2 separate regions of the Mus musculus genome follow, and region 2 is linked to region 1. The links are chromatin contacts, found by Hi-C or POLR2A ChIA-PET in ENCODE. All regions are on one chromosome and are shown on one strand. Each heading gives the region's core, a stretch centred on a gene start or an enhancer-like site at or near the end of the contact. The rest is flanking DNA. Distances are from core to core; before and after follow the strand shown.

What was found. A loop is a pair of places that touch in the nucleus more often than their neighbours do. ChIA-PET counts read pairs that join two places held with the same protein, here RNA polymerase II (POLR2A).
Region 2: a loop to region 1 is called in a map of Patski, with 3 times the contacts of the local background. The contact joins the enhancer-like site here to the promoter of Hes1 in region 1. A Hi-C loop is called at or near these places in 1 of 37 maps with a recorded cell type or tissue (Patski). POLR2A ChIA-PET finds 5 or more read pairs at or near these places in 3 of 5 experiments (Patski and embryonic stem cell).

Annotation. Positions count from the first base shown.
Region 1 is chr16:30,063,424-30,067,009 of GRCm38, forward strand. It overlaps Hes1 (hes family bHLH transcription factor 1), which reads left to right and starts at 1,934. Exons shown (of 4, transcript NM_008235.2): 1 at 1,934-2,275; 2 at 2,408-2,503; 3 at 2,740-2,827; 4 at 3,449-3,586. The coding sequence starts at 2,168.
Region 2 is chr16:29,913,642-29,917,227 of GRCm38, forward strand. No RefSeq gene overlaps it. Among named protein-coding and RNA genes, the nearest start is that of Gm52263, 27 kb to the left of the region's middle. Within about 2 kb of position 1,835, at least 1 of the 3 ENCODE cell types and tissues checked has a DNase peak (open chromatin) inside an H3K27ac peak, as active enhancers do.

The DNA.
Region 1 (3,586 bases), core at 684-3,183:
GAGGCCAGGGCAGGCAGGAGGGAGGCAGGCAGCCGCCCGGGCAGTGCGCACCGCCCGCGCCGCGCGGCAAATCCCCCAGGGAGGCCGCCGCCAGAGCCCTGGCGCTCCCGGCCCGGCGCCCGCCACGTGGCACCCGGCGGCGGCGGCGACTCCCGGCGCGCAGCCCCGGCCAGCCGGCAGCACGCAGCCGCCCGTCTCTTCCCAGCCGTCCGCCGGCAGCCTCCTGGACGCAGCGAGGGACCCGGGGAAGGGGCGGGCGGCAGCGAAGCCGCTGGAACCGCAAGCCGCCGAGCGGAGGCAGGAGGCTGACCCGGCCGCTTCCTAAGTGCGGTCAGGCATCTCGTGACCGCGGCGGGCGCCCGGACCCCTCCCCCGCCGCAGTCACCCGGGTGGTTTCGGCCACGCTCAGATCCCCAAGCCCGGAGTCCCGGCGGGCTGGGGGTGGGGGGTGGCGATGGGGGGTGGGGACGGGGAAGGGGGCCCACGAATTCCCCGATCGCCACCCTTGGGCGTGCGCTCCCTGCCCGGAAGGATTGACCTTGGCCGGGGCGGGGGAAGGGAGGCCAGCGCGGGGGCTCAGCTTTCGGGCCGCCGCCCCCGCGGATTCCTGGCTCGCCCGGGCCGGAGGAGGGGGCCCCGGACACACGGACGCACGCACACACCCCACACGCAGCGCGCGCCAATGAGCCCTGGCCAGGCGCAGGGGGCGGGGTTTTCCCAGGCTCGAGCACAGCAGCTGCTATTTACCTTCTTGGCTTCTCCCGGGGACCAGAGGCGGCCCCCGCTCCCTCCCGGCCGGCCGCCGCCGGCCCCCGCCTCCCTGCCCCCGGGGCGCGCGCACACACACTCACACACGCACGCACACACACACATCCTCTGGGCCCCGGCCGCAGCCGCGGCGGCAATAAAACATCCTGGCACGTGCTCCGACTCCAGGCGCGCCCTCGCCGGCCGGCTGATGTCAAACTGCAGCTCGGCTGGTGGAGCTCTTAAAGGGCTCGCGCGCGGGGCGCCGAGGCCGCCTTGGCCGCCCGCGGGGTGAGGAGGGGAGAGCCCCGACTCCCTTGCCCGCCGTCTATCCGTATTGCCAACTGGGAGCCTGCGGGGAGAAAGGTAGAGAGAGTGGCGGAGGAACGAGCGCGCCCCTCCTGTCGCATTGCTATCAAAGCCCCCCTTGTTCATTTTTTTTTTCGTTTGAAATTCCATTTCCTTTCTGCCCAGTAGGAAATTATTCTGATTGTTTTCTGGAGAAGCGTGAGGTCCAAGGTTGCAATTCCAAGAGAGGAATGAATGGGCTAGAGGGAGACAAGCATCCAAAAGACACCTTGCTCCGAAAACCCTGGCTGTGAAGGCATTTGGGGGGACGGTAAGGGCATGTTTAGCGTGTGGGGTTTAGTATCTCCCCAACCTCATGAGCAGTTTTGACTCCCCTAAACATACAGAGTTCGAGCGGGAATTCCGGAAGACATTAGAGTAACACATCCTCTTTACCTTGTTCCCTCCTTTTTTCAATCACTAAATTTTGTCTTGGCCTATATCTGTTCAAAATATTTTTCAAATGAACTTATTATACAAAGTAGTTATATTGCATGCAGCAAGAACAATAAAAACCAAAGGCCTGGCCACAAAAGAAATAGACTAGACTAAAACTAAGCAAAGCCCAGAGGAAAGAGTTAGCAAAGGGTTAAAATCCTTTTGATTGACGTTGTAGCCTCCGGTGCCCCGGGCTCAGGCGCGCGCCATTGGCCGCCAGACCTTGTGCCTAGCGGCCAATGGGGGGGCGCAGTCCACGAGCGGTGCCGCGTGTCTCTTCCTCCCATTGGCTGAAAGTTACTGTGGGAAAGAAAGTTTGGGAAGTTTCACACGAGCCGTTCGCGTGCAGTCCCAGATATATATAGAGGCCGCCAGGGCCTGCGGATCACACAGGATCTGGAGCTGGTGCTGATAACAGCGGAATCCCCTGTCTACCTCTCTCCTTGGTCCTGGAATAGTGCTACCGATCACTAAGTAGCCCTAAGACATAATAAACCTTCAACTGCTCAGTAGTTTTTCTTATGAAAGTCAAGTAAAAGGACGTAAGCAAAAAAAAATTATTTTTTTTTTGCGTGAAGGATTCCAAAAATAAAATTCTCTGGGGACTGAGAAGAAAAAAAAAAAAAAAACGAAAATGCCAGCTGATATAATGGAGAAAAATTCCTCCTCCCCGGTGGCTGCTACCCCAGCCAGTGTCAACACGACACCGGACAAACCAAAGACGGCCTCTGAGCACAGAAAGGTAAGACAGTACCTGCGTCTAGAAATTAAGTGGGTTGTGCACAGCGGGACTCCTTTTACTTTTCTCTTAAAACCTCGGGGTGAAATGGCAGATCCCGTGGGAACTCAGGACCTCTTTTCTCCCCCTTTGCAGTCATCAAAGCCTATCATGGAGAAGAGGCGAAGGGCAAGAATAAATGAAAGTCTAAGCCAACTGAAAACACTGATTTTGGATGCACTTAAGAAAGATGTAAGTGAGCAATGCTTTTTTTTATTTTTAATTACGAATGGAATGGCATTTCCCAGGCACAAAGAACTAAGCTCTTAGCCTGCTGCATGTGGATCTTACCCCGCCAGCACTACGTTCCCACTGGCGGGAGAGAGGCCGCCGGGCCCTGGGATGTGGGACATGCGGGCGGGGACCTTCAGAACTCGGAGGCAGCTGACAAGGAGGACTGACTTTCATCCCTTGTTTTTTCTGCGCAGAGCTCCCGGCATTCCAAGCTAGAGAAGGCAGACATTCTGGAAATGACTGTGAAGCACCTCCGGAACCTGCAGCGGGCGCAGATGACCGGTAAGGACCGCGCGTGCGTCCCCTCTCTGCGGGTGTCCCTCTCGGCCCGCGGTGATTTCTTCCAGACTTCCGCCCGCGGTTGTGAGAGGCATTCAGCTACATTTTACTGCCTTGGCTCACTCCGCGTTCCCACGGTCTGGGTCTTATTTATAGCCACAGCTCCCAAGTTGTTACTGCTCCGGAAATGGAGGGAGAGGCTGTAGCCGAGAAGGGTGGTGGGCAGCTTGGCTGTGGTAGAAGCCGGTGAGGGCGAAAGGACGTAAGACTGAGGAAGTTTGGGGCTGGATAGAAGGTAGGGGTCAGTGGTTTAGCACCGGTCCAACCCCTGCCGCAGGAGGGGAAGTGGGGTTTGGAAGGCGCCTTGGGTGGCATTGTCCAAGGTCAGGTCGCGCGCGGGACTAGGGGTGGCAGATCTGGAGCTGAGATCGGTTTAGATGGAGGGAGTGTCCTGGCTTATGTCCCCAACCTAGGGAGAAGGAGCTGGCTGTTCTTAGCCTACCCAACCCTCCCAACCCCAGGTGGTTCCGGAGGCGCGCTGCGGGGACCTCCCAGGGCGGGAGGCTGTATGGCTCCGGGGCCAGGGCTTTTCGGTGACCCATCTTTTCTCCTTCTGGCCTGCAGCCGCGCTCAGCACAGACCCGAGCGTGTTGGGGAAATACCGCGCCGGCTTCAGCGAGTGCATGAACGAGGTGACCCGCTTCCTGTCCACGTGTGAGGGCGTTAACACCGAGGTGCGCACTCGGCTGCTGGGCCACCTGG
Region 2 (3,586 bases), core at 585-3,084, 150 kb before region 1:
CAAATCTACACAAACTCTTGTGCCAAGATCAACAAGTTAAAAATAAAATAGAAATAGGAAAAGAAAAAAGGGATACTCATCAGAAACCAGAATGGTCCTCCCCACTCCAGTACATCCAGAGGGAAGAGGAATGGACGAGCCGCAGGCATTCTCCTGTGGAGCTGGAGCCAGCAAGGCTGTCCTGAAAAATGCTTCCACCCCACACTGAGGAACCCCTGGAAACCGGTCAAGCCAATATTAGGTGGAAGTAGATGTTAACTCTGTAAAATTAAGTCCTCTAGGACTTGGAGATCTAGGCTCACTCCATATATCTCAGAATCACCTCCATGAGGTCTCGTCATATTGTTAGCCAGCCCCTGCCCCATCACTTCAGAGATCTTGATACAACTTTGCTACATCAGCCAAATGTTTTCCCTAGAGAGTAGAAGAAATGACAACAGGGAAGGTGAGCAAGACCTAACAGAATTAATGGTTCCTCTGGTACACAGAGATGAGTCTGATGTTCCAAACCAAACATCCCTGCTCCTGTGACCTTCTGTCATCTGTGTTCCTGTCGCTTGCTCTCCTGGCTAAGGTCCGGGAGATATCTATGGTCAGAATGAAGTTATGATAACCGGAACCAGTGTCATTCAAACTGACACCATATGGCAACAGTGCCGCTAAAGCTGGGTCCTCATGCACATAGACTGAAGTGTAACACTCTTGGACATATGGAAAGGGACTCCTGATGCTACCTGTCACCTTGTCCCCAAAGCCAACTGAAAACATTATGTTGCTCCTAATGCAAACACACAGTGGGCAGGGGATGGTAATCAAGCCCCAGCAGCTGTAGTCTCTCTCCAGAACCACCCTCTGTTCTCCCCCCCGACCCCCCCCCCGAAATTCTGATTCTGACTGGGATGAGATATAACTTCCTCAGAGCCTTTCCATCATCTGTAGTTCTCAGTATGGATGGCTCTTCACTCTCTGAAGGGAATCTGTATTCCAAAGACACTCATCATCCCCAACGCAGGAGGCTTTACAAGACTCCGTGGAAGTCTGGCTAAGAGGCACCGAGGAAGCAACATTACATGCTGGTTAACAGACTGAGGATCCCACTTAAGCAGGTCCCCCCAACTACATACAGTATGATGGCCTAATCCCTGGGCCTCCACAGCCCAGCCTACCATTCCCCTACTTCTCAGGAATTCCACTGGCATCTCAGAGTGCAGCCATGAACCAGATTCTTCAAAAAAGGCAAACAGTCTGGAGGAATTAGGAAGATGTAGCTGCATAAGAAATTGGCTCCTGAAGCTGCTCCCTGGCAGTGGTGGTGCACACCTTTAATCCCAGCACTCAGAAGGCAGAAACAGGCGAATCTCTGAGTTCCGGGCCAGCCGGGTCTACAGAGTGAGGGGGAAAAAGGCTCCTTTTATCACTGTAACATCGAACACTGCATGGAAGATTAAACAGGTCTGTTTACTGACATAAACGGGCCTGGCATTATTTAATTGTCTAGATGGGGAAACTGAGGCTCTGAGAAGAGAATGTAAATTATCCCCATTGATATAGTTAGCCAGAAGAGGGGTAGATTAGAATTAAAACCTCCAATTGCTGTCTGATGCTTTATAGTAGCATACTCGCAGTTATAGCCCACCACCACCCCTGCCTCAACTCCCAAGTTAACAGGGGTTCCAAACAGCCCTTGTCCTGTAGCTCTACCCCTGAACCCATGATGGCGCAGTGACATCCTGCAAATAAAGAGGCCCCAAAGAACAGACAACCACACCCTGGGACACTCCAGGCGCTGCTGACTCAGGAGGAGCATTCCCACGGGTGACCACAGCCTGCTCCAGGCTGTTGCCCAGGAGACAAAAGAATCAGCACAGAGCTGCCTGCCCTGCCCAGACTCTCAGGGCAATAGCTTTAGCCCAGAAGCTGGCAAGCGCTCACCACTTGGGTGTGACTCGGCGGGGTGCCCGGGCCGGCAAGCCTGTCCAGGTCTCCATTCCTAGTAACACACTCATGCGTGTGGGAGAAGAGTCATCAGCCCAGCTGCAGCCCAATCTCCGCAGCTGATTGGAACAGGGGATGTCAGAAATCTTCACCAGACCGAGCCTTTTTCTGTGAGGTTACTTGAATGTGAGCTTTAATGCCATTCTTTCGAAGAGTTAAACAGCAGGCTCATAGATGCATCCGTGTTCTAAACAAGCATGTCTTCTCATCCACACTAGGAATAGGTGCCATACTCCTCCACCCTGGGGAGACAGTCCTGTGGTCATTACTGAGCGCAGGTATGTGAAGCAAGATGGAAAGGCTCCAGAGAAGACCAAGCAGCCTCCCTTCAAATCCTACTCTTCTAGTTATTTGTTTACTCACTTATTTATTATGTACTTACTTGTTTGTTTTTGAGGCAGGGGTTTTCTGTGTAGCCATGACTGTCCTAGGAACTCACTCAGTAGAGTAAGCTGGCCTGGAACTCACAGAGATCCACCTGCCTCTGCCTCCTGAGTGCTGGGATCAAAGGCATGCACCACCATGACTTGGCCTGTTCTCCTTTCTAATAGCTGTCTGACCTTAGGTACAGAAGTTGGCATCATCATACCTAAGCTTGCTTGCTTGCTTCCTTCCTTCCTTCCTTCCCTCCCTCCTCTCTTCTCTCTTTATATTTTTTCTCTTATTTTCTTTTTGTTCTCACCCACTACTGTAGTAGAAGCTTATGCACAGAATATGGGAATACCAAGATCAGGGATATAACCTACATCATTTCAGAAAGAGACAATTATTGATCTTCCCTCTTTGTATTGAGAGCACCAGGTGCAATCAGCCAGGTCTGGTTCACCCTGACCCCAGGTGCAGAGCACATGCCTGTGCGAAGCCTGGAGTCTTCCAATAGCTGTTTCAGGCAGAGTTCAGGCAAAGACCCAGCAAAAGGGAGGTTGGCTTGGCCTGCCTGTCCCTTGTAACCTCTCTGCTTTCTCATCTGTGACTGGAGAATGCTAATACTCAACTCACTGAGTTACGATAGTTAATAAGATGGTGTTGTCAAGGTTTGGATAGTATGATGGACCTTCACTGACAACCAAATTGGATTAAGGACACTGGTAAGCCACATTCTCAGAGATGCCTATGAGAGCATCCAGAAGGGATTAATGGAAGGAAAAAAACCTGTCTTTAATGTGCATAGCACTGTCCCATAGGTCTGTGCCCTGGACTAAATAAAAAGAGAAAAAGGAGAAGGCCAGGTAAGTGCTGAGGGATTCTCCTTCTCTGTCTCCTGGTTCATTAGACGAGAGCAGACAGACTTTTGTTCCTGCCTATATACCCTTCCCATCAAAACAGACTGTGCCCTCGAACCATAAGCCAAAAGAAACATTTCTTCCTGAACTCAGTTCTTAGCAGGTATTTTGTTATAGCAACAAGAAAGTAACTAATACTGAAAATTGGTATTGGCCTGTGGGGTACTTGCCAGGATAAACCTGACCCTGTGGTTCTTAAGCTCTTAGAACTGGTTTACAGAAGGAATGTGAAAAAATTTAGAGCCTCAGAATAGCAGAGCCCTAGAATGCCAAAGCAGAGGTTAATGGGCCATTCTGGTGGAGTGTGG